2 separate regions of the Homo sapiens genome follow, and region 1 is linked to region 2. A link is an interaction called in ENCODE POLR2A ChIA-PET data of the cell type or tissue named here. Cell type or tissue: PC-3. All regions are shown on one strand. Each heading gives the region's core, and the rest is flanking DNA. Links, peaks and the distances in the headings are about the cores only. Region 1 overlaps CEP350 (centrosomal protein 350). Region 2 has its middle 29 kb from the start of QSOX1.

Region 1 (16,150 bases), core at 5,239-7,738, 72 kb after region 2:
TAATAATTGTCAAAATTTAACAGATAATCCTTTTTAAAAAATAAATTTGTTTTAAATCTGTTTTCTTGGCTGGGCATGGTGGCTCACACCTGTAATCCTAGCACTTTGGGAGGCCAAGGCAGGCAGATCACTTGAGCCCAGGAGTTGACTAGCCTAGGCAACATGGTGAAACCCCACCTCTACAAAAGACACAAAAATTAGCCAGGCGTGGTGGCACTCACCTGTGGTCCCAGCCACTTGGGAGGCTGAGGTGGGAGGATCAACCTGAGCCCAGGAGGTCAAGGTTGCAGTGAGCCAAAATCATGCCACTGCACTCCAGCCCAGGAAACAGAGTGAGACCCTGTCTCAATCAATCAATCAATCAATCAATCAATGTTTTCTTATCAATAAAGCATAATAAACACATTAAAATTTGTTAGTTATAATTATTTTAATCATTGAGATTTTTCTGAAACTACCTTAAAATGCAAAAAAGTGCTTTATAAACATCTACATTTCCAAAACACCAAGTTAACAATTGTTAATATTCAGTTATATTTTCTCCTAGTCTTTAATCCTGTAAAGAAATAAAACATTACAGATAAAACTAGTCTGCAATCTTGTGCCCCAACTCCTCAGAGGTAACAACTATCATGGGTTTGGTATCTATCCTTCCAGCACATTCTTTTTAAATTATTCTAAAAATATTTGTGCTTATCTGCAAAAAAAAAGATATACTATTTGGTTTGTATGTTTAAAAATATTTTATAAATATCATATGTATATATTTTAAATCTTGCTTTACTAGATATCACTTTTGATATTTCACCATGCTAATTTACGCCTTTTAATGCTGCATAAAATTACAGTGGAGAACCATATATTTATCTCTTACCCATGTATGGTGGGATTATTTTTATTTTTAAAATTTTTTAGAGTCAAGGTCTTGCTCTGTTGCCCAGGCTGGAGTAGTACAGTGGCTCAATGCAGCCTCAAACTCATGGGCTCAAGTGATCTTCCCACCTTAGCCTCCCAAGTAGCTAGGACTACAAGCACGTGCCACCACGCATAGCTAATTTTTATTTTATTTTATTTTTTTGTAGACACAGGGTCTTGCTATGTTGCCTAGAGTGGTCTCAAACTCCTGGCCTCAAGTGATCTGTCTTTGGCCTCCCAAAGCACTGGGATTATAGGCATGAGCCACTGTGCCCACCCCATATGGTGAGATTTTAAGGTTGTTCTTTATTTTTCACTATTGTACAAACAATGCTGTAAGTGAAGAGCCTTATACATTTTGTCTTCTTGGGCACATTTATAAATTTTTCTGGAGTAGCAGTTCTCAAAGTGTGCTCTATGAAATCCCTGGAAGTCTTGAGACCCTGTTAGGGGACTCTGAGCATCAAACCATTTTTTATAACACTAAATACATTGTTAGCAAATATATTACTTGCTCTTTATTCTCATTCCCTAATGAGTATACAATGATTGTGTACATTTTAAAGAAAGTAACTATATTTTCCAAAACAAAAAATAATTTAGTGAAAAGAATGATATTTTAGAGTTTTGCAAATCTCTTTATTGTCTAGCTTGATTTTTTTTTTAACATTGTGCACTGGTCACTGGGAAAATGTTGGTTCACTAAGTTATGTGGATTTTCTAAATGTTGACACACTTCATTATGCAATATCAAACAGTTATACTCATGAATATCACCATTAATCTCAAAAGAAAAATTATTTTGGGTGGGCAACAGAAATTTTTCAAAATCCTGACTTTTGTGTGAAAGCTTGAATTTTATCATTGGCAACATATATTGTCAGTTATTTATTTGAAGTGACAGGGATACTTTCTTTGTTTTTAAGAAAAACATTTGTCAAACACTCAAATCCGAATTAGCACAGGTTGCCTTGAATCATTCTTTCAAGTAAAAATACTATTCCATGAAAAAAAAAAAAAGGCTCACAATTCAAACAAGTGCACAAATACTTCTTGAATTAATCACTATATTCTGGTATCGAGCAAAGATGTCTGATTATGGATTTCCCGTTTCTGTCACACAGAATACAAAAAAGACATGTACTCAAGAGTTCAAGACAATAAAATTAATAATTCTTACTACTCAATCAGGACATTCTAAATGAAACTTGCTTTTTTTAACTGCAAGTAAGTGGCATGAAGAATAAGAAAATTACCAATACAGTTTGGTGCCACTGACTTGTGATAAAGCACCAGCAGTTTTACTCAGCATTGTTTTCTACTATTTAGTACAAATGTCAACACAGTGAAAAGGGCAAATTCATAACAGAGTATCATTAAGAAAATAGTTTTGACCTTCCAGACCTGTGAAAGGGTCTTAGAGGCCAGAGTTTCACAGAGTACGTTTTGAAACTTCCACTAACTTAGGCCTGAGTTTCTGAACTAAATAATGTATAAATTCACCCAATTCAAGCCTAGAAGAAAAAAGAGACAACTTCTAAGGAATACTTGGGAAACAGGTTTGTCCCTCTTGTAAGAATAATTCATGAAGTTGTACAAATGAACTGTTCACTTTAAAATGGTGAATGGTGTAAGTGAATTATTCACTTTATTAAAATGGTTATTTTTATGTGTTATGAATGTCACTTCAGGGAGGGTAAAACGAATAAGACATAGGAAAATATGGTCTCTCTTTTTTGGATACGGTTGTACCAAATTGCTTAGAGCCAGCCATTTCACTATCAGTCAAAAGAATTCTTACTGCTACAGTTGCAAGAAATATCTTAGCACATATATTCTTACACTTTGGTTTTTTCAACATATAAGGCAACTTTTCAGGGGTAACCAATTGGATCAAAGAGTATATTTTGCATATTTACTTAAAAAATTCTTAAGTATTACAAAAAGAAAAAGTAGTCACTCATATCCCTACGACTGGCATTAAACATATTTAACAGTTTGCACATTTGTTTCAAATATGTTATTATCTATAAATAGATAAATACAGATGAAACCAAACTCCATGCCAATCTCTTCCTCCTTCCTCTCTTCCCCAGAAGTGTATCATTTCTATATGTGGTTTTTTGCTTTTGATGCATGAGTGGTTCCACAGAACATATACTACTAATTGGTTACTTTAAAAAAATTTATATGACTGGTATAATACTGTATATATTCTTTGCATCTTGCTTTTCTATTAAAAAGAACATTATGGTTTTTGATAAATGAAGATCTCATGCTACACTGTCCAATATGACAGCTTCTAGCTACATGTGGCTAGTAGCTACAGTATTGGACAACACAGATAAAGAAAATTACTATCATTTCAGAAATCTCTACAGACAGTGTTGATATCTAACACATTCAGTTTCCTGCAGTATTATACTTTCTTGCAAGAATATGTTTTATTTCATCTATTCTTTTATTGAAGAAATTAAGTTGTTTTCATTTTCCCTTGAACATATGTGAAAGCTTTTTTAGGATATATACCAAGACAGAACTGCTGAGTCATATATTATATATGTCCTCAACTGAACCAGGTAGTGGCAATTGCTCTCAACTCAAAGTGGTTACACCAGTCAACACTCTAACCATCCACACAGAGCCACAGTGACAAAACTAGGAGACTCAGGAGATCTCAAACTCACATTCTCCTCAAAGCAGTTGTCAAGTTCTGAAGTAGCACATAGAGGGCTAAGGAGTTAACCCAGAAAAGTCTCAAAAGCAGGGCAGAAATCCCCAGTCTCTTGTGCTGAGTAAAAAGTATTATCTGGGTTTCCAGTGAATCCCTGGAGAGCCCCAACCTAGGGATAATGCAGACCAGAAGTAGACTGAGGCTTACCAACTCTACAACCTAACCCTAACCCAGCACAATCTTTGAATGAATTAAGATGAACAGTTGATAACTCTAATAAAATAGCAAAAGAAAACTCTCATAAAATAGCAAAAGAAAGGATAAATCCTCTCTGGGGGAAGAGACCATCAGCTGGAGCCTTTGCAGTTATTTATATAACTGTGACTAGTATTCAACAAAAAAATTACTAGGCATGCAAAGAAAAGGGGCCATACGATAGTTTAAAAAAAAAAAAAGAAAACAGACAATAGTAATAATAGAGGCACACATGGCCACATACAAGCAGACAGGGAAGAAACAGCAGTCAAGAACATTAAAATAACTATGGATAATAAGTAGAAAAAGAAAAGTAGGCCAGGCACGGTGGCTCACGCCTGTAATCCCAGCACTTTGGGAAGCCAAGGTGGGTGGATCACCTGAGGTCAGGGGCTCGAGACCAGCCTGGCCAACATGGTGAAACCCCGTCTCTACTAAAAATACAAAAAAATTAGCTGGGTGTGGTGGCAGACGCCTGTAATCCCAGCTACTCAGGAGGCTGAGGCAGGAGAATCACTTGTACCCGAGAGGCAGGGGTTGCAGTGAGCCAAGATCGCGCCATTGCACTCTGGCCTGGGCAGGAAGAGTGAAACTCCATCTCCAAAAAAAAAAAAAAAGAAAGAAAAGTAGATTAAAGGGTAGAGAATTTCAACAGAGTCAAAATCTATTTTAAAAAGAATAAAATTGGGTATTATAGAACGAAAACAAATCGAATTAAGAACTCACTGGATAGACTTAGCAGCACACTGGGCAAAGTAGAGGACATACTAATGAACTCAAAGACAGGTCAATAAAAACTTTCCAAACTGAAGCACAGTGTTTTTAGTTTTTAATTTGTTTTAAGGAATGAAATACAAACAAGACAGAAGAGAGGGATGTGGCAAATGGTCAAAAGGTCTAACCTATGTCTAATTGAAGTCCCTGAAGGAAAGGAGAAAAAGAATGAGGTAGAAGTGACCAGGCACAGTGGCTCACACCTGTAATCCTAGTACTCTGGGAGGCCAACGTGGGGGGATCACTTGAGTCCAGGAGTTCAAGACCAGCCTGGGTAACATGGCGAAACCCCATCTCTACAAAAAATTACCTGGCACTGGTGGCGCACACCTGTGGTCCCAGCTACAGGGGAGGCTTAGGTGAGAGGATTGCTTGAGCCCTAGAGGCAGAGGTTGCAGTGAGCTGAGATCGTGCCACTGTACTCCAGCCTGGGAAACAGAGTGGGACCCTGTCTCAAAAAAAAAAAGGGGGGGGGGGAGGGGCAGAAGCAATACATGAAGAGAGAGTTTCTGAAAAACTGATTAAATAAAAAAACCAATACAAGAAGCTCAGCAAATCCTAAATAGGATAGATACAAAGGAAACCACGCCTACATGCATCATAGTAAAACTACTGAAAAACTGGGTAATTTTTAAATAATCTTAAGAGGAACCTTCAAAAGAACAAGATTAAGATAACTGACCTCTCCACATAAACAATGGAAAGCAGTAAATAATGGAAAATATCTTTAGAAGTGCTGAAAGAAAATAATTTTATGCCTATTAAAAATATCCTTCAAAAATAAAGGTGAAACAAATACATTTTCAAACTAATCAAAACAAAAAACATGTTATTAGCAGGCATGCAATAAAATACCAGATGTATCAAAATGAAAAATTTTATACTTCAAAGGATACTATCAAGAAAGTGAAAAGAAACCCCACAGAATGAGGGATAAATTTATAAATCTTATTTTTATTCTATTTTATAACAGAAAGCTATTGTGTAACATTATAGAAAGTTATTTACTTATTTTAACTAAGAAAAAATTTTAATTTATTTTAAAACCAATTTTTTGGATTAAAAAGACACAACTTATTTTTTAAAAAATAGAATTCAGGCCGGGTAAGGTGGCTCATGCCTGTAATCCCAGCATTTGGGAGGCTGAGGATGGCGGATCGCGAGGTCAGGAGATCAAGACCATCCTGGCTGACATGGTGAAATCCCGTCTCTACTAAAAATACAAAAAAATTAGCCAGGCGCGGTGGTGGGGGCTGTAGTCCCAGCTACTCAGGAGGCTGAGGCAGGAGAATGGCGCCTGGGAGGCGGAGCTTGCAGTGAGCCGAGATAGCGCCACTGCAGTCCAGCCTGGGTAAAAGAGCGAGACTGTCTCAAAAAAAAAAAAAAAAAAAAAAAAGATGGAATTCAGAATTTATTCAAATTCATATTATCTGTAATGTTTCCTGGGATAAACATACAACTAAGTAATAAGCCAATATATAATTCAGATAATTAGCTTCCTAAATCATCTAACACAGTAGCTAGCACCTGACAACAGGTTAATATGGGGAAAAAAACTGGAATCTATTGAATACTTACCAGGCACAGTGAAACCCACTTTACATATGTTACCTCATTTAATCCTCACAACCACTATATGAAGTATAATCCCACTCCTACAGATGAGGAAATTAAGTCTCAGAGAGTTACTTAAACTTTGACCATGATTACACAGTTTCAAGTGACAACGCTGGAATTCAAATAATAGCAACTAATATTTATTGAGCACTTACCATTGTGCCACAGTCTGCTCTAAGTTTATTTTATGTATTAACTCACTTATTTCTTAAAACAACCCTATAAAGTATGTTACTATTATTATCTTCAGTTTACAGATGAGGAAACTGAGACACAGAGAAGTTAAGTAACTTGTTCAAGGTTATGAAACCAGCAACTGGTAAAGTTGGGATTTTAGCCTAGGAAATCTAACTCCAGAGCCTGAATTCTTTACCACTACACCACCATGCTGCCTCTCCAGAATTCAAAACTGAGGTCTTTCTAAGTCCATTAAGCCAAAATATTTATCAATATGTAATTAATATGTCATGAAAGTCTAGGGAAACAATAATTTAAAATTTAATCCAAATAGATTCTTTTACACATATCTTAATTTTTAAAATTTGTATTTCAAAAGAGTATTTTCTTCTACTTACTACATGAAGGTAGAAAGTTTGCCTGTGTATTTTATTAATTTAGGAGTGACACACAATCCTCATTTAGGAGAAATACAGTAGATTACCAAGCAACCCCTATAATTATAGTAGTATGAACATAAACAGTGGAAGTATCAACTAAATCTCATTTAAGGCAATGATAAGGAAAAGAAATCAGGCAAAATAATAGATTCCACAAACTAACTTGCCTTATAAGCTGTCCTAAAGGGGTGCCTTCCCTAACATACCTTTTCTTGCTGCAACCTTAAAAGCAAACCACGCTGTTTCTTCCGGAGCGGGGGCATTTTATCATCCTCTCCTTTGTCTCGTAGATGTCTGCAAATAATATTTTTCATTGAGACAAAGATTTGATTAAATTTCTCTTACCTGAATAATGTCAAGAATTCTTGACTACTAAAAAGTCTACAAACCAATTTAACATTTTCAAATGTGAAAAGCAGTTGCTACATGTAGCCGTAACCATTAATATCCAAATAAGTATTTCACTGAGGTATATGCAAGCCCTAGAATGTGTCCTCTGGAGACAGAAGGACTTGGGGAAGTTTACAATATTGCATCATATGACAACATAAGATTACAGTCAGTTAAGTGATAAAAGGGGAATGCAAAGAAAATGTTACGTGGGTAGGAGGAGGTCTTGAAAGAAATACAAATCAAGTATGACTGCCGTTATTTCTAGCTTGAGAAACTGGGCTGCTCTAATCAAATGAAATGAGGAAACAAAAAAATCTTAAAATATAAAGCATTCCATTTTATGAATGAAGAAATTAGTGAAAACTGCTCAAAAGAACTTACTTTTTTTGATGCTCTAACCAGGCCAATTCAGCCTTAGTCTTCTCCTTCAAGGCCTTTTCACGGAGACGCAGGAGTGAAGACTGGTGAGCTGCCCTCATTTCTTCCTCTTTCATATACTGTCGAACCATCTCCATAGTAAATTTAGAAAAGCTATCTTGTCCTCCTGAGAATGGCATGTTCAGTTCCTAAAGTAGATGGTTTCTTTCTTGTTTATCATCATCTAACCTTTTGGTACTTAATTCCACTAAAAGAGGTATGCATTTACAAAAACAAACTATGTATTTAACAAGGCCACCAACAATGTAAGAGTATATTCTTTAAAAAGGCACATGAGGCAGATTAACATTCATCTGCTAATTTATTCAGCCAATAAAATTTTAATAAACTACTGCAAGCCAATTACTGTCCCAAGGATACAAAGTGGGTAAGAATTTGTTCCTCTTAACCAAGAGGATTACAATTTGGTAAGAACGAATGTAAATTTCTAAATGGAATAAAGTATTAGAAGAGTGAAGCAAGTACAAAAGCTAGAGAGATAATATTGGCTCAGATCCTCAAAGGCCTTATATATCATTCCAAAAAATAAGTTTGTATTGTACTTTGTAAGGAAAGTGAAACCAGATTTCATAGGAAAACTATAAAATAAAACTGATATCTTAGAAAAATCATTCTAGTAGCTGACAAATGAGATAAGTACAAAATGTTTTCTCATATCTTTGAGAGAACATATCCACAACCATTTACCTCCACAGATAAAGTGAAACACACCTTGGCAGTAGACAGTGTAGTTTTTTCTGGAGAAGCTTCTTCATCAGAGTCATCATGATGACCTCTTCTCTTTTCCATGTTAAATCTGCGGTGACTCTCTGAAGGTAGTAATGATCGAAATGATTGTTCTTCTATTTCATCTTCTGTCATGGATTCATCAAATTTCAGAGAATATTCTGTTGCAATAGACGTTGAGTCTAAAAGAATATGGAGAAAGTAGATTTTATCATTATAATTGTTCTCAGTAGGTATTCAATTAATAGCCCTTTGCCTCTTTATGGGACAATCCAACATAAATTCATAAAATTGATCACTAATAAATAGACATGAAATAATAAACAAAATTCATTTGCCTTACAAGCAAGAAAAAGCCTCTAAAAATACCTAGAAATATTAGGTTAAGACATATAAAGATTAATGTTGCAAAAAATTTAGAGAGCTCTTACAAATCAATTAGAAAACCACTAATGCACCTATAGAAAAATGAAAAAAGGCCAGATCAGATGCTTTACAAAGGAAATATAAATAGTAAAAGTGAAAAAAATGTTTAACATTACTATCAATCAAAGAAATGAAGTAAAAATATCTTTTTAAAAAACTCATTAATTCCAAGCTTAATTAGAATATGACAGCTCTTTCAGTTTGGTTCCTGTGTGCCTTTGCCATGGTCCTGCATCCTTTTTTTTATTGAATACTTCTTCCCTTTCTGGTACTACAAGATACTCCAGGCTCAAACTGTATTTTCCCTACAGCCCTAGAATCAGCTATTTCTACAAAGAGCTCTTATTTATTTTATTAAAGAATGATATTTAGAAACCACAATCTAGGGGCCAGGCACAGGGGCTCACACCTGTAATTCCAGCATTTTGGGATGCCAAGGTGGGAGGATCCCTTGAGGCCAGGAGTTCGAGACCAGCCTGGGTGACAGAGCAAGACCCCGTCTCTTAAAAAAAGAAAGAAAGAAAGAATTTGTAGGCACTAGTTGTCCTTGTTACTACAGTTGTATCACTGCTTCTGCACTTGCTCAGTGGACAGAGCTAGGTAATATATGGATGTATATTAATCCATGTATACGTGTGTGCACATAGTTACGCATACAATTACAATTGCTTTTGTACCCATCCAGTCAGCCAGCTAAACATGAATTCGTACTTATGTCTATGATCCAGTACCAGAGTTCATTCTAGTCTTCCTTTCTTGTGTATCTTCCCTTCCAACACTGAGAAACCTGGCTCTGACCATCCAACACTCGTTTACTTATTTGTTCAAACCCAATATATATGTAAAGAACTGTTAACCTGTACCCCTGTGAAAAACTATTATCCAATTAGAGTATAGGTTTATGTACCGTTCCTTTTGTATTAGGCTTATATTAATAGTTTCCACTCAAGACACCATTTTCCAAAGTTACTTACTTAGATCAGCTCTTTCCCCCAACCCCTTCAATGTTGTTATGCCATGTATCTGTAACACAGTTAGATCCATTTATTGCAGGCTGCGTTCCATTTTGGGAACTCCCAATATCCTGATTAATGTGTGTGTATGCATGATTAGTTCACAGATATTAAAATTTACTCATTGTGATACACAGTTTCAAGGTTTTGACAAATACATAGCATCATACAGAACATACATACACACAGAACAACTACTCTATGTAACAGTTCCTTCATCCTAAACGTTGCTCCGTGCATCCTCTTTGCAGTCAACTACTTCCTCTTCCCCCAATGCCTAAAAACCAATTGTTTTCCAACTCTTTAGTTGTGGCTTTTACAGACTGTCATATAAATTGAATCATATTATAATACACAGACTTTTGGGGCCTGCTTTTTCACTTAGTAAAATTCATTTAAAATTCGTCCATGTGTGCTCCCTTCAACAGTTCATCTGGTAGAGCGGAGGTCTGGTAGAGCGGAGGACTGTAAAATTCGTTCATGTTGCTACATGAATCAAAAGATTATTCCTTTTAACAGCTGAATAGTATTTCGTTGTATGGATGTACCAGTTTGTTTATCCATTCCCCTAGTAAAGGACATCTTGGTTGCTTCTAGTTCTTAGCAATTATGAATACGCTGCTATGAACATCAGTATATAGGTTGTTATGTAGACATAAGTTTTCAAATCACTTGGTAAATATCCAGGCATTTGACTGCTGGATTGTATGGTTAAGTCTTACAAGACACTATCTTTCACAGTGACCATATAATTTTCCATTCTCACCAGCAATGTATGCAAGTTCCTGTTGCTCTGCATCCTTGTTACCAATTTGTTATTGTCTGTTTTTCTGATAGCCATTCTAATAAGTGTGTTATGGCATCTTGTAATTTTAATTTTAATTTCTCTAATGATATACGATGTTGAAGACTTTTTCCTGTGTCTATGTGCCATCTGCATATTTTCTTCAATGAAGTATCTGTTCAGATCTTCCGTACATTTGTAAAATTGAGTTGTTTTTCCTATTATTGAGGTTTTTTTGTTTTTTTTTTTTTTTTTGGTTTTTTTGGAGACAGAATCTCACTCTCGTTGCCCAGGTTGGAGTGCAGTGGCACCATCTCGGCTCCCTGCAACCTCCACCTCCCGGGTTCAAGCAATTCTCCTGCTTCAGCCTCCTGAGTAGCTGGGACTACAGGCGCATACCACCATGCCCAGATAATTTTTGTATTTTTAGTAGAGATGGGGTTTCACCATGTTGGCCAGGCTGGTCTTGAACTCCTGACCTCAGGTGATCTGCCTGCCTCAGCCTCCCAAAGTGCTGGGATTTCAGGTATAAGCCACTGCACCCAGCCTTCTATTATTGAGTTTTAAGAGTTCTTTATATATTCTAGATATAAATCCTTTATCAAATATGTGAGCTGCAAATATTTTCTCCCAATCTGTGGCTTTTCATTCTCTTCACAATGTCTTTCACAAAATAGAAGTTTTAAAATTCTGATAAAACACAATTCATCAATTTTTTCTTTCACAGATCACACCTTGAGGTGTTACGTACCTAAGAAGTCATCATGAAACCGAACGTCACCTAGATTTATGTTTTCTTCTACATACGAGGTTAAGGGTTTGGTTTCTTTGGATAGTGGCTGCCCTGTGAATTCTAGCTGTCTTGGCTTCTTTAGATTCCTAACTCCATTTCCTCAACTCAAGAAGACCACTGGGCTCCATGCTCTGCAGTCTGGAAACTCTCTAGGCAGTAAACTGGTAGAACTGTAGCATTCATTTGTTTCCAGTCTCTCATGAATCAACACAATTCAATGCCTGAGGCCCACTGTCTTAAAAATAGTTATTTCATGTTTTGCCTGATATTTTACTTGCTTTAAGAGGGTAAGTAGGCCAGGCGCAGTTGCTCACACCTGTAATCCCAGCACTTTGGGAGGCCAAGGCAGGCGGATCACGAGGTCAGGAGTTCGAGATCAGCCTGACCAACACGGTGAAACCCTGTCTCTACTAAAAATACAAAAATTAGCCAGGTGTTGTGGTGCGTGCCTGTAATCCCAGCTACTCAGGAGGCTGAGGCAGGAGAATCACTTGAACCCAGGAGGCGGAGGTTGCAGTGAGCTGAGATCACGCCACTGCACCCCAGCCTGGTGACAGAACAAGACTCTGTCTCAAAAAAAAAAAAAAAAAAAGGTGTAAGTAAGTCTGGTCCCTGTTGTTCCATCATGGCCAGAAGCAGCAGCAGTCCAAGTAATACTTTTTTGTTTTTGTATTTCTGCTAGTCAAGTAAAGCACAGGGCAAGTAATTCAATATTGTTTAAAGAAATTAAAGTCACTGTTCATGATATTTTAAAATAGTCACTTGACAATTATTTATTCACTGTTATTGGAAGACAGGCACCATGGTAAAGACTTGAGATATGGCACAAACAAGTCACATATCGTTACTGTGTTTCCTTCTAAGGCTTACAAATATTATCTATAATTAAATATGCTTTAATTAGAAACACTATATTATTGAGATAAAGTTTAGTAAATATTAATGAGATAAAGTTAGAAATCTCCTCAGCTAAATATCCAAATACATCACTTTTAATGTCTACATTCCAAAACACTGGAACACAGTTTCAGTCAAGTTGTTTGCCACTTTATTTACTTATTTTTTTTTGAGACAGGTTCTTGCTCTGTCGCCAAAGCTGCAGTGCTATGTCTCAATCATAGCTCACTGTAGACTTGATATCCTAGGCTAAAGTGATCCTCCCATCTTAGCCTCCCACGTACTAGGACCATAGGCTGTGCCACCAAGCCTGGCTAATTTTTAATTTTTTTGTAGCGACAGAGGTCTCCCTATGTTTCCCTGGCTGGTTTCAAACTCCTAGGCTCAAGCAATTCTCCCAGCTCAGCCTCCCAAAGTGCTGGAATTACTGGCATGAGCCACCACATCCAGCTTATTTGCCACTTTATAACAAGGATCACCTTTCCTCTGGTTTCTGAACAAATGATTACACATTTATTTGCAAAGAAAGTTACCTTTTTCATCAGGAAGAGATGGAACACTATCACTTCGTAGAGAATCATCTGCAGCAGTCTGAACCTGTTCATCAATGGAACTCTCTATCTTTTCACCATTAAGTTTCTTCTCATTTTCCTTACAAGATGGAACTGAAGGACTTTCTTGGCGGCTGCTACCACTGCTACTTCTTTTTATGGATACATGGAAACAACAACAACAAAATTAACAAAATAAGGATTATAGCTTCAAAGTAAACTTATTTGGCCAAATGACTGTACTTTATAGTCAAGATAAAAATGAAGAAAGATGTAATATAAAACAGAAAAAGCTAAGTAACATAAGTCTGAGAATATATTGGAAAAGATGAGAAAGATGAGTAGGAGAGAGGAAGGTTTCACTTTTAAATAATAATAATAGGCAGTGTTGTTAGGTTATCACTCCCTTTTTTCCTTTCATTTCAAAATCAAACTTCTGGGAAAGGGAGCTACTACTCACTGTTTCCACTTCTTTACTTTTCATTAACATCACGATTTATCACAATCTGCTTCCACCCCAACTGCTCTACTAAAACTGTTCTAAATAAGCTTAATCTATACTTTGAATTGCCAAATCCAATACATAATTTATTGCTTTGCAATATTAGATGTTGACCATATCTCCTTCTTTAAAAGCTCTACTTGCTAAATAAAATGTAGTAAAATGTTAGAATAATCTGGATGAAAGATATTTGAGGACTTTCTATTATTCTTGCAACTTTTCTATAAGCTTGAAATCATGTCAAAATTAAATGTTAAATAAAAGAGCCCTCCCTTCTTATATCCTATGATTTTACTCTCACCTGCTTTTCCCATCTCTCTAACAAGCTTTCCTTGTTTCTTTCATTTGCTTTAAATTTTTCTGTCTTTCCTTAAAATTGATGGTTCTGTTTTGGTCCTTTTCTTTTCTTTTTTTTTTTTTTTTTTTTTGAGGAGTTTCATTCTGTCGCCCAGGCTGGAGTGCAGTGGCACAATTTGGTTCACTGCAACCTCCACTTCCTGGATTCAAGAGATTCTCCTGCCTCAGCCTCCCGAGTAGCTAGGATTACAGGCATGTGCCACAACACCTGGCTAATTTTTTTTTTGTATTTTTAGTAGAGATGGGGCTTCGCTATGTTGGCCAGGCTGATCTTGAACTCCTAACCTCAGATGATCCACCTGCCTCGGTCTCCCAAAGTGCTGGGATTACAGATGTAAGCCACCATGCTGGCCCTCTTTCTCTTTTATATTACATATTCTCCTTGGGCAATCTTAACCATAACTTCAACTACTATCATTTAGAGTGAGCCTCAAATTTGTATCATTATCTTTGCCCTTCCCTTGATTTTAAGCTTCAAGTATTGAAATGCCATGTGAACTTCTGATTTTGGCTATTCCTCAGCCAACAAACGAAACGTATATTCCCCCAAGCTTTCTCCTCCTTACATTTCTTGGTTTATTCATTCATTACACAAGCCAGGTTAATATACTTAGGATCCTCAGCACATGCTTATTTCCTCTTCCAAAATGCCCTTGCTGCTGTGTCTGCCTAACGACCTATGGAATTCAAGAATCAGTTCAAGTGTTATTTCTAAGAAACTCCATGGATCCCACCCCAACTCTCAAGGAAGCTTTGGTCACTTCTGTCCCTGTGTTCATACTGTTTTTTTGTGTATATTTCTATGACAGTACTTATCAGAATATAATGCAATTGTTTGGTTTAATAAGTTTTTGAAAACATAAATCTTCTAATAAAGCAATAAGGTAAAAGATGTAATGCAGCACACAGTAGGGACTTTCAAGTCAGAAGGACATGGGGTTGAATCCCAATTCTACCAATTAGTAGTTATATGCTAATCATTCACTCAATAAACTTGTAGTAGATTGCCTACTGTGTGCTAGGTACTTTGCTAAGTTCTGGTGATACAAGTATGCATGGTCCCCCCTAAGATGGCTATAACAAAAAAAACAACAAGCATTGGTGAGGACTGTAGAAAAATTTTACGTGGTGGGAAAATAGTATAAAATGCTGCAGTTACTTTGGAAAATAGTTTTGCAATTCTTCAAAAATTTAAACATAGAGCTACCATACATGACCCAGCAATTCCATTCCTAAATATATACTCAAGAGAAATGAAAACATATCCACACAAAAGGTTATATGTGAATGTTCACAGCATTACTTATAATAGTTAAAAAGTGGAAACAACCCAAATGTCCACCAACTGATGAATGGATAAATAAAATGTGGGATATCCAGGCAATAGAATATAATTTGGCCATATAAACAAAGTAGTGATACATGCTACAACATGCATGAAACTTGAAAACATCATGCTAAGTGAAAGAAGTCAGTTACAAAGGGCCACATACTGTAATGATGCCATTTATATAAAAAATCCAGAATAGGCAAATCCATAGAGAACGGAGATAGGAAACAGATTAGTGGTTGCCAGAGGAGGGTATAGGGAGTAACTGCTAATGGTTACTGAGTTTCTTTCTGGGGTGATGAAAACGAAGCCCTCAAAGAGCTTCTAGTCTAGAATGTAACTGACTAACAAAGAAACATGTACACATAGGGTGGTCAAGACTATCACAGCTATACTCACAGTGCTGTAGGAGAACACTTAGGTGAGAGCTAAAGCAGACGGGATAGCACTGATTCTTGAAAGGTAAGTAAAAGTAAACTAAATGAAATGAGATGTGGGATGGTCTAGAAAGAAGGTATATCATATGCAATGGCACAGAAGACAGAGAGCATGGTTCTTCTAGAGAACTGGAAATAGTTAGAATGAGTGGGGTATAGTAAGAGAGGAAATGCCAAGAGATGGGGCTAGAGATGGACCAAAGGCTCAATTATAAAGAAAGTTTTCATGCCAGGCTAAATAATTTAGACCTTAATTTGAATATTCTGAGGGATACTGAAGATTTCAAATAGGTGAATAACCAAATTGGCTAGAAATTTTACAAAAATCACTCTGGTTACCATGTGGCTAATGGAGTGGAGAAAGATTAGAGGATGAGGACAAGTATTAGGAGTTCACCATAGTAATCCAGATGATGGTTTACATGAAGTTTCAGTGAAGGTGTCAGTAAAGGTTAAATGAACATCAGATAGTTTCAGAGACATAATAGCTACTCAATAACTTTTGGTACTTTTCCCACATTTTCATGTCTTTTAGTTTCATGATTTAATTTTTTAAATTGGGGTTTTACTATACTTGACAATGTCAGTATGTTAACTGTAAAAATGCTGGAAAGTAGCCTCTAAAATCTTCTAATCCCAAGATGGAACCAT
Region 2 (16,150 bases), core at 5,558-8,057:
GACCAGGATGACATGTTGAACTCAGCATGGCTTTCAGCCAGAGCATACCTGTTTCCCATAGACCTCCGATTGGCAGGGGTTAATCATGAAACAGCCTCTTGGCCATCTAGGGGTGCTCCTTCCCCCGACTGTGAACTGCAAAGAGCAGGACCCCTGGTAAACAAGTGCTTGGTAAATGCTGGCTCCTTCCCTCCTCTTCCCTTTGCTGGGAAGCAGGCAGGCTGGTTGGATCCAGGGAAGCAGTTTCGTATGGTAGAATAAAACATGAGCTTGGAGTCAAGTCAAACTAATTGGATTCCTAGGTCCTCAGCTGACCTGTGTTTGATCCTGGACAAAGTCCTTGAGCTCCCTGACTCCTGCTTTTCACTGGGAGAACACTACCTCTCTTTGGTCACAATGAGGCTTATTGATCTATTTTTGTTTTGTTTTGTTTTGTTTCTAGATGGAGTTTTGCTCTGTTGCCCAGGCTGGAGTATAGTGGCACAATTACAGCTCACTACAGCCTTGACCTCCTAGACTCAAGTGATCCTTCTACCTCAGCCTCTTGAGTAGCTGGGACAACAGCCACAGGCTACCAGCCCTGGCTAATTTAAAATTTTTTTTTGTAGAGATGGGGTCTTGTTATGTTGCCCAGGCTGGTCTTGAACTCCTGGGCTCAAGTAATCCTCCCACCTTGGCTGTCCAAAGTACTGGGATTAGAGGCATGAGCCACCCACCCAGCTTATCTGATTTTTGTAAAGTTGCCCCTTCCCAAATCACCTACACAAAAAGCCCTACGTCACCAAAGAACTTTTACAGGAAACTCACATTGGAAGACTTACTGCTTCTTCTTGGGCTACCCTGGAGGGTGACATTCAGCAAATGGCAGGACAGCATCAGGCCCTGGTTTCCCTTCCTTCATCTAGCCAGATGACAGCTGCAGACACTATGGCTGGAGGAGCACCCCATGGGGACCAAGCCTCTATGTGGATTCATATTACTATTGCCCCAGGAAAGTAAACCCAGGCTGGGAGTCTGTCAGGCCTCTTGGGGACCGGGTGGAGGTGGAAGTTACTGCTTACGCTTACGAAGGAAGCGATCTCAGAAGGCAGAGGCCATTGCTGCGAGCTAGACAGACGCTCTCCCTCTGTGCTCATCTCTAGCTTGCTGGGGATCTCCTCACTGGCCAGGTATTACAGGATGGACTCCATCCATAAGGAAAAAACCATGACTCCCACTCAGACAGCGCCTGACTGTCCATGCAGCACTTGCTGCCTCCTTTGATGGAAGTAGGCAGGGCAAGCATGACTAAGATGATGGTGGTGAAGAGACCAAGGCTATAAAAGCTGCTTGGGTTACCTGCCTAGTGAGTAAGAACATACTCCACAGCCCAACCTGAACCCAGCAGACCACCCCCAGGACCGCGCCAGGAAGGTGAAAGAGGCAGCAGAGGCCAGTTCCTTCCTGGGGCAGCGGGCTCCGCTTCTATCATCAGGTTGCTTCCCAGGCTCCAGGGTGAGCCATTCTATACCCTTTTCTCGCTCCTCAAGCCTCCAGCATGCTTTCTTCCCCCTTGTACATTCACACAAGACCTCACTTCGGTCACTTTGATGACAAAATAGAAGCCATCAGACTGGAACTCCTTTTCCTCCCACCATCAAGCTAGAAGCCACCTCGCGCCCAGACTCATCTTCTGTCTTCCCTCCTGCCCCTTCCTCCCATCAACACCGGCCCCTCCACTTGCACTCTGGATCCCACTTTGCTGCTGGTCCCCCAACCCCACTCGCAAATCTCACTTTTTCTCCCCCACAAGGTCAATTCCTTCAGCAAACAACCTGCTCTCTGTCTCTCACTAAAACAAAGTGGAACTCTTGTATGAACATACACCCTTCTCCAGATACTGCCCCATTTCCTCCCCCCTCTTCAAAACTTGACAAGAGTTGTCTGTCTTCACTGCATCATCACCCTGACCTTCATGGCCTGCCCCACTCCCGTCTGCGTTCTGATCTCACCATTCCACTGAAACTGCTGGTCGAGGTCAGTGGCAGTCTCTGCGTTGCCCCATTCAAAGGTTATGTCTGTCTTCCTCTGACTCAACCTCTCAGCAGCTTGCAACACAGCTGATGGCCCCCTCCTTCTTGAAACACGTTCTTCCTTCAGCTTTTAGTTTAAACCACATACATTCACTGGCTTGCTGCAATAACAGATTACCACAGATTTTGTGGCTTACAACTATGCAAATTTATTATTTTATAGTTCTGTAGTTCAGAAATCCAACATGGGGCTCACTGGGCTAAAATCAGAGTGTTGGCAGAGTTAGATTCTTTGCCAGAGGTTCTAGGGGCAAATCCATTTCCTTAATCATTCAGTTTATTAGAAGAATTCAGTCCTTGCGGCTGAAGGACTGAGGTCCTGTGTCTGGGCTGGCTGTCAGCTGAGGGCCGTTCCCAGTTTCTAGAGGTCACCTGAATTTTTGGCTTCTCCATCTTGAGAGCCGGCAGTGGTGGGTCAATTCTTCCTCGTGTTTTACATCTTCTGAGCCCCTTTCATCATCACACCTCTCTGACTCCCACTGCTGCCTTGTGTATTTGTAAAGAATCGGGTGGTTAGATTGGGCCCACTGAGATAATCCAGGATAATTTCTCCATCCCAAACTCCTTAACCTCAGTTGCACCTGCAAGGTCCCTTTTGTCACCTAAGGTAACATATTCACATGTTCCTCAGATTAGGGTATGGACATTCTGGTGCCCACTGTTGAGCCTACCATGTCATCTGCTTGTTCTCTTCCTACTTCCCCAGCAACTCCTTCTCAGTCTCCTTTACTGGCTCTTAATCATCCCACAGCTCTGAATGTGAGAGGCCCTCAGCCATCAGCCTTCAGCCTTCTTATCTCCTACATGTTCTCTGCAAGCAATCCCATCCGATTTTGTCCCTTGTAAATACCATCTGCAGGCTGGCGTGGTGGCTCATGCCTGTAATCCCAGCACTTTGGAAGCTAAGGTGAGTGGATTGCTTGAGCTCAGGAGTTTGAGACCAGCCTGGGCAACATGGAAAAAGCTGTCTCCACTAAAAATATAAAAAATTAGCCAGGTGTGGTGGTGCATGCCTGTAGTCCCAGCTCCTCAGGAGGCTGAGGTGGGAGGATGGCTTGAGCCCAGAAGATGCCACTGCACTCCAGCCTGGGTGACAGCGAGACTCTTGTCTCAAATAATAATAATAATAACATAAATAAATAAATACATCTGTGAACCACTGCTCCTAAATTTATATTTTTAGCCCTAAATTCACTCTTGAGTTCAAAATTCATGTATCTGACTCAATATTGCCATTGGAATAAATGACTGCCATCTTGAAGTTGACATGTCCTAACTGAAACTGTGGGTTTTCTTTACAAACTCTATTTCTCCCCTAGTCTGGACTCATTCAGTAAAGACATCACACCAGCTTGCTACTCAGGCCCCAGACCTAGGAGTCATGCCAGAGCCCTGTTTATTTTTCTTTTTTTTTTGAGACAGAGTCTCGCTCTGTCGCCCAGGCTGGAGTGCAGTGGTGCGATCTCGGCTCACTCTAACCTCCACTTCCCCAGGCTCAAGCGATTCTCCTGCCTCAGCCTCCCAAATAGCTGGGACTACAGGTGCGTGTCACCACGCCTGGCTAATTTTTGTATTTTAGTAGAGATGGGGTTTCACCTTGTTGGCCAGACTGGTCTCGAACTCCTGACCTCAAGCGATCTGCCCGCCTCGGCCTCCCAAAGTGCCGAGTTTATAGGCGTGAGCCACCGTGCCCGGCCTCATCAGCCGTTTTCTTGAACACCCTCTCCCTGATTCTTACACAGTCAATTCCTCCACATTATTCAGGTCTCAGGTTTTTTGTTATTCGTTGTTTGTTTTCCCCGCTCAGGTCTCAGTTTTACAGTTGTCTCCTGAGAGAGGTCTTGGCAGTCCTCCTGAGAGTAGTTCTTCCCTTCTGCCTGGCCCAGCCTGCACCCCACCTTCCTGCAGAGTCATTCTCTCTTGATTTTCCCTGTTTGATTTCCTTCACTCCCCTTGTCTCCATCTGGAATGATAATGCTTATTTCTTTGTTTCCTTGTTAAATATCTTCCTTCTCACCTCCCACCCTGACTGCTGTGCCAAGAAGGTGCATGAAGGCAAGAATCGCCGTCTGTCTTTCTCACTCCTGTTACCGGGGGCCTAGAAACATGCCTCCCTAGTGCATGTTTTTTGGGTGGATTCGCAGCGAATGCCCCACGTTCCCTCTATCCCACTCCCTTCTGCTCCCTGCTTTCCCACACTTTCTCTTCCTTTACAAGCTCTGGCCTGAGAACGGATGAGTTTTTTATTTTTTTTCCAGCACTCAATCTGTTAACGACTTTGAAGATCCCTGACTAAAACCAAATAATAATTACACTAATTACACTTAATTGTGAGCATTTATATCACACTTACTATTTCCGAGCACCGCCATAAGCACCTTACTCATCCTGAATAGGCACGCTGTTCCTCGGTTATTCCTCACTGTAATCATCTCCATTCACAGAGGAGGAAGGCGAGGCACAGAGAGACTAATGTGCCCAAAGTTCCACAATAAGGAAATGGTGGCAGCAACCTCCCGAGAGCCAGGCCTGACGGGCCTCTGCCAGGGCCCCACGCTTTAGATGGCCTGCTCTGGCCTCTGTCTGGCGGTGCCCTCCCCACAAGGCAAGGAGCCCTCGGAGCCAAGGGGAAGGCTCACTTCCTGCTTGTGGACTACACTTGGGAGCACACACTGTGGAATTCCAGCCCACACAGCCATGAGGCTGCTGCCAGGGCCTCTCCCCAGGCCTGTCTTCCTTTGGGTGCATGCTGCCACCTCAGTGGGCCCAAATGGTGGCCGCAGGGCAGCTCTTTATGAAAAGTGTGGACAGAATTTGAACCAGCAGTCTCACTGTCCACACGTGGCCCCTTTGAAGGTGTGACAGAGCAGGGCGTGGGAAGAGGAGGGCGAGCCATGGGCCTCCCCACACTCCCTCCTCCAGACACAGAACTGTGTGGAGCCCCAGAGTTCTGCATTCACACCTGGCCTTCCAGGTCATTGAGAAGTTTATGTGTCAACGTAGGAGGGTGGAGTGTATTCTCCTTATGTCTGTCGGCTTGACTGACAGCTTTAAAGTATTTTAAATATTTAGACATGTGGTCTGTGGCCTCCTTCCATCCTCCCCTCTGGGCCCACAGATCCTGGGGTGGGTCTGAGTGGCAGAGCTAGGCGTGGACCCAAGAAGCCTGGCCCGGGCTCCCTCCCATGCTGCACCCGGGAAGCCTTTGTGTTCCGAGCCACGCGCCTTCCCAGAGGATGCCCTGCACCTTGGCTGTCCAGTCCTGTCCCCCATTTGCTTCTCCCCTGGGAGCTCAAATATGGGTCATTCCCACCGTATCCAGCAAACTGCACGACGCTCTCTCATGGGAGGCCTGCTCTTGCTGGCATCCTGAGCTGGTCACCAGTGATCCGTAGAGTGGTTCGAAGCGTATGTTTTGGGTTTGAATGCCAGTTCCACCACTTATTAACTGTGACATCAGGCAAATTATGTAAGCTCTTAGCCTATTTTGTGTTCTGTTTTCAAGGATTAAGTGGGAATGTCTACACATTCAGTAAATGTTTGTCATCGTCATGGCACTCCACCATTTGCTCTGCGGTCTGGGGACAATGCCCTGTGGCTCAGCCGTTTCTCCAGGAAGCTGCCTCAGGTGGACGCCAAGCACAGAGCTGGCAGGAGCAGGGACTAAAATAAACAGCCACAGAGTCCCCAGTGGGAAGTCCTAGGCCCTGGGCACAGCTGAGCTGGAAGGGATGAGGTGACCCGTTTTCCCTGCAGTGCTCAAAGTGGGATTCTTATGAGCTGCTGGGAGCCATGCAGTCCTGGAACGTGGCAGGCACGTCACCACCTTGAGGATTCTCTATGTACTTCCCTGCAAAATTCTTCTGCCTGTGACATGTGCCACCTGCCATCTTCCCCTTTGCTAATAATGATTGCACCACACACTCAGACACAAACACACATTCACAGACATGCAAATTGTTTTCAATTCTTTTTTTTTTTTTTTTTTTTTTGAGGTGGAGTCTTGCTCTGTTGCCCAGGCTGGAGTGCAGTGGTGTGATCTCGGCTCACTGCAAGCTCCGCCTCCCGAGTTCACGCCATTCTCCTGCCTCAGCCTCCCGAGTAGCTGGGACTACAGGCGTCCGCCACCATGCCTGGCTAATATTTTTGTATTTTTAGTAGAGATGGGGTTTCACCGTGTTAGCCAGGATGGTCTCGATCTCCTAACCTCGTGATCCACTCGCCTTGGCCTCCCAAAGTGCTGGGATTACAGGCGTGAGCCACCATGCCCGACCTGTTTTCAGTTCTTTTTAATAGCTAAATATAAAGCATCCCTTGACAAGAGTTTAATTTGTCATATTGAGAAATGAAGGCTGCCTTTCAACTCACTATGAAACCTACCTTGAGCAAAGTATTACAGTGGGTGGGGCTAAGGAAGAAAGCAGCAGGGATTTCTAAAGAACAGGATGTTGAGGCTGACATTCTTTTGTTTACCCTATTTGGGAAGAAGTGGGGTCTGAATTCATGTGGCAGAACTGAACCTGCGCCGTCCTAACCTGGGCGCAGTGGCTCTCAGAAGGGCGTGGTCCCAGTGCAGGCTGCAGACCCAGTTGGTTTTCTCTTTTCTCTGCTCCAACACCTGGAAGTCAGGCCTGAGTCATCTGTTTTCAGCAGATACAAGCTTTAGGTCTGAGATGTGAACCTGCTGGGCGTCTGGGGATAGACGTGACAAATGGTTTCCGATCCAGCTCCACCACTTACTAGCTGATGATATTGAGCAAGTTAATTACCCTCCTGGTGCCTCAACCATCTCGTCTATTAAATATGTCTACTAACAGTTTCTGTTTCACAGGGTAATTTGTGGATTAGGTGAACAAATACTTGTAAAACAAGTGACTAGCAAGAGTAAACAGTCATGTTGCTTATCATCGCTATTAACAACGCCAAGAGACCAGGCCAGAGGCTGGGGAAATGCCACCATATTCGCATTTTCAATAGCCCCCAAGTGATCCCGACGCTGGCCTGAGGAGGGTGTGTAATGGGGACGTGAGCCCAGGCTGTGGGGGGCGCCTTGCAGCCCACTAGGGGCTTGGGTTCTATTCTGAACAAATGGGGTGGCATGTAAAGATTCTAGTTTTGCCATGGAGAGTCCTTGGGGTCTTTTCTAGGATGTGGTGGTCTGGCTGGCGACTGAGGGTGTCCACTCAGAAGTGCCAAAGGAGGAGGTGGAACGTGTTCTGAGGCCCGAGGAAGATGTTCCAAGAAATGGAACAATGGACGAATAGAAACATAGGAGTAAAGGCATCTGGAGAGGGCCTGGCTGTGGGAGCCAGACAGACCCAGGTGAGGCCAGGTTGTGTCACTCACAAGCTCTGTGTTCTTGAGCAAGATCCTTAACCTTTTTAACTTCAGTTCCCTCACCTGTAGAATGGGGCTGACCTCAGAAGGTGGTCATGAGGGCTGCATACGATGATATATGTCAAGGGCTCCCACGAGGTAAGCTTGGCGGGCAGCCCTATCTGTTGTGAAGGAATTTTTTTTTTTTTTTTTTTTTTTTGAGGCAAGAGTCCTGCTCTGTCACCCAGGCTGGAGTGCAATGGCGCGATCTCGGCTCACTGCAACCTCTGCCTCCCGGGTTCAAGCGGTTCTCCTGCCTCAGCCTCCCGAGTAGCTGGGATTACAGGTGCATCCCACCACATCTGGCTGATTTTTGTATTTTTAGTAGAGACGGGGTTTCACCATGTTGGCCACGCTGGTCTTGAACTCCTGACCTCAGGTGATCGACCCACCTCGGCTTCCCAAAGTGCTGGGATTACAGGTGTGAGCCACTGTGCCTGGCCTGTTGTGAAGGTTTTTGTTGGGCAGTTGGAGAAGTGAATGTGGCGGCTGTCAGGGTCAGCATTGTCCAGGAGGGAGAGAGGTGGCATGGAGACAGGAGCAGCCCAGGCATGAGTGGGAAGAGAGGATTTCCCGGGCCCACCATTCCTGGGTGAAATGCTCCTCAAGACTTGGCTCCATTTCTGTGCTAACCAAACTTACCACCAATTATTGCTGTGCCTCGGGGGATAGGCAAGGGGAGGGGCGTGGCTGTGGAAAGAGGATGGGGCAATTGGGATTCACTCTGAGTTAGTAAGATGGCTTTCTGGCTCATTCTTCCAATTCACGTGACTTATTCTGACTTCTCCAGAGGGCCTGCTCATCTGTGGGAGCACGGATGTGTTCTGGTTTCTAACCCTATCAGGTTGGGGGGCAGACCCTGGTGGTGGCAAATTGTCCCAAGTAGTTAAGGCCCCTCAGTGAGGCCTCTTGACAGTGGCCAGTGGACCTTACCCCAGCCACCTGCCTCCCACCACTCAGACGTTCTTCCCTGCCAGCACAGCTGTCACTGTGAGGTTGCTGAAGAACTGACAGGAGAAATCATTTGTTAAATGCAGCTTCAAATGTCCATGGTGTAGTCCCATCACACCTCTCCAGCCCCATTGCCCCAGCCTTCCAATCAAAACAGCCTGCCTTTCTGCTTCTGCTCACACCTCCCTCCGCATGAAACACCCTCCTAGGCCTCCTCTTGAAAGGGCTCTTAGTACCATAAGCCACAGTTGTCTTTCCCACCGCGGAAGACCCTGAATCTATAAAAGCCGTGAGGCGGCCCAGCTCCAGTCTTCCTCATCTCCATCAACGGCACACCAGCCACCACGATGCTCAGGCCAAAGTCCTCTTTCCCTCACCACCCATATTCAGTCCACGCTCTCTAAAGACAGCCCATCTCTCCATTCACAGCCAACTCTCTAGCCCAGTTACCATCATCGCCTGCAATAGCTTCTTAATGCATGTTCTGCTTCAACACCTGCCCTATTAAAATCCATTCTGCACTCAACTTGGTCATGTCGCTCTCCTGCTTACGACTCGCCAAGGTGGAATATTGTACCTCGAATAAATCCCAAACCATCCTGTGGCCCATGAGGCCCTGTTGGATCCTGGCGGATCTCAGTGTCTACCACTCTCCCTTGCTCACTGTGCTGTGGCCGCACTGGTCTTCTTTCTATTCCTCGTTCCATCTTAGAGCCTTTGCACTGGCCGTTCCCTTTGCCTGGAATGCTCTTCCATCAGATCTTTTCGCAACGGGCTTCTCATCTTTCAGGTCTTAGCGCCAGTGTTAGCTTCTCAGAAAGGCCTCCCCTGACCTTCTTGTATAAAGTAGCTCCTGGCTGGGCGCGGTGGCTCACGCCTGTAATCCCAGCACTTTGGCAGAATGAGGCGGGCGAATCACGAGGTCAGGAGATCGAGACCATCCTGGCTAACACGGTGAAACCCTGTCTCTACTAAAAATACAAAAAATTAGCTGGGTGTGGTGGCGGGCTCCTGCAGTCCCAGGTACTCGGGAGGCTGAGGCAGGAGAATGGTGTGAACCTGGAAGGCGGAGCTTGCAGTGAGCCGAGATCGCGCCACTGCACTCCAGCCTGAGTGACAAAGCGAGACTCCGTCTCAAAATAAATAAATAAATAAAATAAAGTAGCTCCTGCCCCCCACCCCCTATTTTATATCATCCGTTCTAGGTGCTTCACAGATCTTACCACTGTTCTGTTTATGCAGTGGCTTACTAGCTTATTGTCTGTCTTCCTACACTGGAATGTAAGCTCTTTCAAGACGGATCTTGATTTCTTGTTTTCTTTTGGGATCCACAGTGCATAGACCAGTGCCAGCAAATAGTAGATATCTGTGGAATGAATGAATGAATGAACCCAGCCCTGGATGGGCATTACCTAACGGTGTCCTTTACTTATTAACACGTGTGTGTTTTGTCTACACAGCCTGATCATAAGTCATGCTAGGGCAAGGACTGCCCTCCTGGGAAATTTGAAGACCTTCTGGCCAATGAATGAGGTCAGGAATGATGGCTTCTTCTCTGGTGATTTAGGCTGGAGAAATTGCTCCATTTGGGGGCTGTTTCACATGCAATTGTGCCCAAGGGTGGAAGGATGGAAAAGATGAGTGTTCAAGGCCCTTCTGGTCATAGTAGAACATGCGGAAGGGTGTTGGTGTGATGATGCAACAGGTCGGCAATGACTACTCAGTTACACCTTTATTTATTCATAAACTCATGATTTTGCCAAGAAAGTCAGCAGCTTAGGATACATTTATTCATTGGCAGACACTGCTGGTTGTGAAATTGACAGCTGTTTCCCCACTCTTCTTCTTTACCCAAAGAACCTACCTTCTACTTTTACAGCCCAAAGTTCTAGACACTTGCTCTCTGAGTCTCCCTTATGATTTGTGGTGATCATTCGTGAGCCCCATTCCTGGCCAATGACACATGAAGGCAAGTTTGCCAGGGACTCCTAAAAACATTTTTTTTAATTTAAAAGAATTACTTTTTAAACTTTTTTGCTCTTATGAACACTTTCCTAACACAGTAATTTTAATGTTATTTTTTAAATTGTCCATTTTTAAAAAAATTATTTGATTTATTTTAAAGGTGTAATTTCTCAGAATAATTTTACTCTCTGATGAAAGGAGGGAATAAGGTAACGAGATGTTCCCTCCCTCCCTTCTCACATTGGACCTTGTGTGAGGACGGGACACTGGAGCTGCTGTGGCCACCTGGACCAAGAGAATCAAGGAGGAGCTGACCCAAACCCTGATGCTGCAAAGCCATTGGCCAGCGCTGGCATTGTCCGCCTCTGGAGTCCTTGTTACAAGAGAATTATAAACTCCTGTTGTTGAGACTTTGAGGCAAGTAACTTGTTTCTTACAGTTAAATGCATATTAGCTTGCCCTCAGGTCTTCTCAGTAATTTACTTTTCATAATGGTTATTTCACACATTGAGATCCTTAGCTTTTTCATTTATTTATTTATTTGAGAAGTAAAGAAACAAGAGAACGACTACTCTATAGGCAGAGAAACCCTTAGCTGTTTTTATAAACAAAGAGATAGAAACCGAAATGATCTTGTTTCCATTTGCTGGCCCCTCTTTGAAGAGCAAAACCCTTCAAGGGTTCAGCTTCTTCATTGGAAACCAGCAGATCCTCCCATCTTCTGTTCTGGGTCTCCCCAAATCATAAAAATCCTGCAAATACCTCTTAAACCCTCATGTTATGTATAGTTTGGGAAGTAGAATTAACAAGATAATGATCTCTCAAGTCAGAAGCAGGGATAATACAATCTTGCAGCTCCCAAGGAATTCTTTATTTTTAATTTTTAATTTTTTTGAGGCAGGGTCTCATTCTGAGACCTCATTTGAGGCAGGCTGGAGTGCAGTGGCCTAATCACAGCTCACTGCAGCCTCGATCTTAGCACCCACCAACCCCAGTAGCTGGGGCTACAGGTGCACACTACCAAGCCCAGCTAATTTTTCTTTTTACTTTTAGTAGAGATGAGGTCTTGCTATGTTGCCCAGGACGGTCTTGAATGCCTGAGCTCAAGCAGTCCTCCCACCTTGTCCTCCCAAAGTGCTGGGATTACAGGTGTGAGCCACCACTCCCAGTCAGAATTCTTGAGTAAGTGCCTTTTCTACCCCTTTTCTCTAAGTGAAGAAGTTCAACTTTGAGACTTGCAGTAGGAATTCAAAGTTCTAATTCCATTTGGCTCATCTAATTGTTTGAATTAATTTTCTCAAAACAGTAGCAGTAGCACTGACAGACCAGTTGGGGAAGTTATTTAGATGATAATTATTTTAAAAAATATTTTGACTGTATTTAAAATGGGTCATCACACATACCCGTTTGTGTTGTGGAAACTAAGAATCCTGTAACGCATTTAGAGTTAAAAGACTGGTTTTGATTTCCTGACATGTATTCTTCAGGTGAAAGGATAAGTTGCATAAAACATATTTTCATGTGGTACCCCTTTTTTTTCCTTGAGACAGAGTCTTCCTCACTGCAATCTCTGCCTCCCAGGTTCAAGCGATTTTCCTGTCTCAGCCTCCCGAGTAGCTGGGATTACAGGGGCGTGCCACCACACCAGGCTAATTTTTGTATTTTTTAGTAGAGATGGGGTTTCACCCTGTTGGCCAGGCTGGTCTTGAACTCCTGACCTCAAGTGATCCACCCACTTTGGCCTCCCAGAGTGCTGGGATTACAGGCATGAGCCACCATGCCCAGCCCATGTGGTACTCTTGTTCAAAACAGAGGCGCAAGAAAATGTGATTCATACTCACAAAAGGTGCCAGTATCACAACAACAAAATATACTTTAATAGAAAATAGAGTTACAGGCCGGGTGCGGTTGTTCATGCCTATAATCCCAGCACTTTGGGAGGCTGAGGCAGGCAGATCACATAAGGTCAGGAGTTCGAGACCAGCCTGGCCAATATGATGAAACTCCATCTCTACTAAAAATACAAAATTAGCCAGGCATGGTGGTGGGTGCCTGTAATCCCAGCTACTTGGGAGGCTGAGGCAGGAGAATCGCTTGAACTGGAGGTGGAGGTTGCAGTGAGCCAAGATCGAGCCACTACACTCCAGCCTGGGCGACAAGAGCAAAACTCTGTCTCAAAAAAAAAAAAAAAATTAGAGTTACAGAACCAAGAGAAAGAAATCTTGGCCTCCCTGGTGTAGTTCTACACAGATTGACACACGGAGGCTGCTGGTTAGTGACACAACCTGACAATTCTTTTCCCTATACTGTCTGCCTACACCAAATGCACATCTTTTTCTTTTAATACAAAAAAGCACTAAGAATGCTTGAATTGTGTTAAATATACCACTTAAATTATGCACAACAGCAAAGCTTTTTAATTACTTTGAGTCTAATTTATACTTGAAATAAAAAATATTTTGTTTAAAAAGCCCCAACCCAAATTTAGCTTCTTAATTTCAGCAGATAATAGAATTGGAATAGTTTTTAAATTATAAAAGGGAGTATAATTTTATCTAAATGTGCCCCGTGCAGCACTTAGCAGAGAGGGAAATTAAGACATGTGGAATATGTCCTCTTTGGTGATGCTTTGTTATTTGGGAGAGAATATTAATTTTTATTACCAGATGATACTTGTACATAGCAAAAAAAGGTTTTTACACACACACACACAACATACACATACACACAGACACACACACACACACACACACACACACACACACACACACACACACTGAGTCAATTTCAGCCCCATTCCTCTCATCATCATCCCACTTGCCAAGGGCACACATTGTTAACCATTTCATTTTAACGTCTTTGTTCTGGTGTTCAACTCTGTATTAAATATATATATATGCTGACCAGGCACGGTGGCTCACGTCTGTAATCCCAGCACTTTGGGAGGCTGAAGCAGGCAGATCATCTGAGGTCAGGAGTTCAAGGCCAGCCTGGCCAACATGGTGTAACCCCGTCTCTACTAAAAATACAAAAATTAGCTGGGTGTGGTGTAATCCCAGCTACTTGGGAGGCTGAGGCAGGAGAATCACTTGAACCTGGGAGGCAGAGGTTGCAGTGAGCTGAGATCAGGCCACTACACTACAGTCTGGGCAATAGAGCAAGACTCCCTCTCAAAAATAATAATAATAAATAAATAAAATAAAATAAAAATTAAAAATATATATGCTGACTCTTGAGTTATTAGTTTCAGACTTTAGCTACTGACTTCCTGTATTACTCAAGGTTCCCCAGATAGTAGAACCAGTAGGATTTGCATGTGCGTATACATATATGTGCATTTGTGTGTGTGTGCACATGTAAATTGGCTCATGCAGTTGTGAGGGCTAGCGAGAAGCAAACTTGCAGAGCAGGCTGGCAGGCTGGAGACCCAGGAAAGAGTTGATGTGCAGCTGGAGTCTGCAGGCAGAGGCCCACCACATTGTGGAGGGGAATCTGCTGTATTCAAAATCTACCCATTTAACTGTTAATCTTACCTGAAAAATATCTTCACAGAAACATCTAGACTGATGTTTGACCAAATAGCTGGGTATTGTTGTCTAGCCAAGTTGACACATAAAATTAACCATCACACTTCCTAATAGGGTAGATGCAGACTTAGCTGATACTTCCCTTCCTCTGTCTTCCCAAAGTAGTGACATCACAATATTCGATGTTTACATTATTGTAACTATAAATATTGTTCATTGCTGAGCCAAGAAGCACACCATGGTTGTTCCTTACTTGTATGGTGCTTTGTTTTTCCTTTTATTATTATTATTTTTGAGACAGTCTTGCTCTGTCACTCAGGCTGGAGTGCAGTGGCATGATCTTGGCTCACTGCAACTTCCACCTCCCAGGCTCAAGTGATTCTCCTTTCTCAGCCTCCCGAGTAGTGGGGACTATAGGTGCCCACCACCACGCTCAGCTAATTTTTGTATGTTTTGTAGAGATGGGGTTTCACCATGTTGGCCAGGCTGGTCTCAAATCCTCATTTTTTCATTACTCGCTCTTCTTGGAATCTAATATTAAGTCTTTCCTCACTCTTTTTTCCTCATGTTGTTAAAAAATGAGTATTTGCTCCCCTCTCCTCCTTTCTTGCGGGAGACCTTCCTTCCTGTTCTGGACTGGACTGCTGGCTCTCTAGGCCTGCCAGACAGCGGTCATCCTGGGAATGTCCCTCACCCTCACGCTTTTCCCGGGTTGGATTCCCTGCTTCTGGACCTCCAGTCTTTATGCTTCATGGTTGATGCCCTCTGAGAAAGGATGCATGGGAAGCATGCTTTTCTGAAAGCATGCATTTCTGAAAATGCCCATATTCTACCTTTACACTGGATTCACAGGTTGGCTGAAATAATTTTTACTGTTTTTGAAAATGTTGCTCTATTTTCTTAAGTCTCCAATGCTGCTCTTCAGGGCAGTAATGACATTTTATTCCTAACCTTTTACATGTGGTGTTTTATTTTTCCTCTTTAGAAACTTTTAGGATTTTTTTTTTTTTTTTTTTGAGACAGAGTGGTCTCCATTGCCTAGGCTGGAGTGTAGTGGCGTGATCTTGGTTTGCTACAACCTCCTCCTCCTGAGTTCAAGGGATTCTCCTACTCAGCCTCCTGAGTAGCTGGGATTACAGGCATGCACCACCATGCCTGGCTAATTTTTGTATTTTTAGAAGAGATGGTGTTTCACCATGTTGGTCAGGCTGGTCTCAAACTCCTGACCTCGTGATCCACCTGCCTCAGCCTCCCAAAGTGTTGAGATTACAGGCGTGAGCCACCGTGTCCAGCCGGATAATTTCTTTACCTATGGAGTTGACATTTCATAATGATATGTCCTAGTGTGGGTTTATTTTCATCTATTATGCTGGGTACTCATTAGACCATTTCCAACTGGAAAATCACATATTTAAGTTCTGGAATTTTTTCTTGTATAGTTTTGTGTTTTCTCTATTCTTTTTAGATATCCAGTTAATTTGACATTGGATTTCCTGGATTGGTTCGCTAATTTTATCTATTTTTTGTTGTTGTTTTACTTTCCAGATTTCTTCAACTTTATTTTCAGACTTTCTATTGAATTTTGAATTACGGTTGCCTACTTTTAATTTTCAAGAGTTTAATCATGACTTCTGACTCGTTAATCTTTTAGGGCATCCTAATCCCATTTCATGATGCAATATTATTTCAGCTGAGGATTTTAATTATAGTTTGAAAATCTCTTATGAGGTTTTCTTCTGTGCCATGCAGTTGTTTCACCAGAATCCCTCTTTTTTCTTTTTGATTTGGCCTATTTCATATTGGTGCCTTCCCTCTGAAGTCTGGAGATGGGTGGCTATTTGTTCACATATGAGCGATGTGCTAAAAATGTGATGAGCAACTCAGTGCGCATGGGTGGGGCTTTTTGGCTGGTGGATTTCATGGGAAGGAGATTGGGGGCAAGCCAGCTTTTTCTTTGGAGACCTCTCCAAATGACAGTAACTATAGGCCTTTCCTCTGTGGCCAGTTTTTCCAGAGGAGGGTCCTCCAGTCTCCTTCCTGTGGGAGAGGGTTGTGGCTAAGCCTGGCTGGGTCCCTCACTCCATCCATCAACTTTAACTTCATCCTTATCTTCAGTCTGTTGCCTGACTTCCATGCTTCATTGTGTCTAGAGTCCTCAAGTTCAGGACCTCTGTGGTTTAACTTCTCCAGAGAATTACTCACCTCCTGAGAGCACTGAAGAGAGCACAGGCAGTCACCTGGATCCGCTGGGAGGGGTGG

What was found. Peaks named below come from ENCODE experiments on the same cell type or tissue, not always from the same donor. Only the 100,000 strongest peaks of a DNase experiment are listed, where the experiment ranks them.
Region 1: POLR2A ChIA-PET joins it to region 2 with 42 read pairs; 4 of 35 experiments call an interaction of 5 or more read pairs at or near these places.

The regions. Positions count from the first base shown.
Region 1 is chr1:180,045,411-180,061,560 of GRCh38, reverse strand. It overlaps CEP350 (centrosomal protein 350), which reads right to left. Exons shown (of 38, transcript NM_014810.5): 22 at 12,856-13,025; 23 at 8,395-8,591; 24 at 7,627-7,811; 25 at 7,059-7,146. Among named protein-coding and RNA genes, the nearest start is that of CEP350, 99 kb to the right of the region's middle. In PC-3, for the core only: no CTCF peak of the experiment used is centred there; no DNase peak of the experiment used is centred there.
Region 2 is chr1:180,117,600-180,133,749 of GRCh38, reverse strand. No RefSeq gene overlaps it. Among named protein-coding and RNA genes, the nearest start is that of QSOX1, 29 kb to the left of the region's middle. In PC-3, for the core only: no CTCF peak of the experiment used is centred there; a DNase peak (open chromatin) is centred at 6,759; H3K27ac peaks cover 2,026 bases.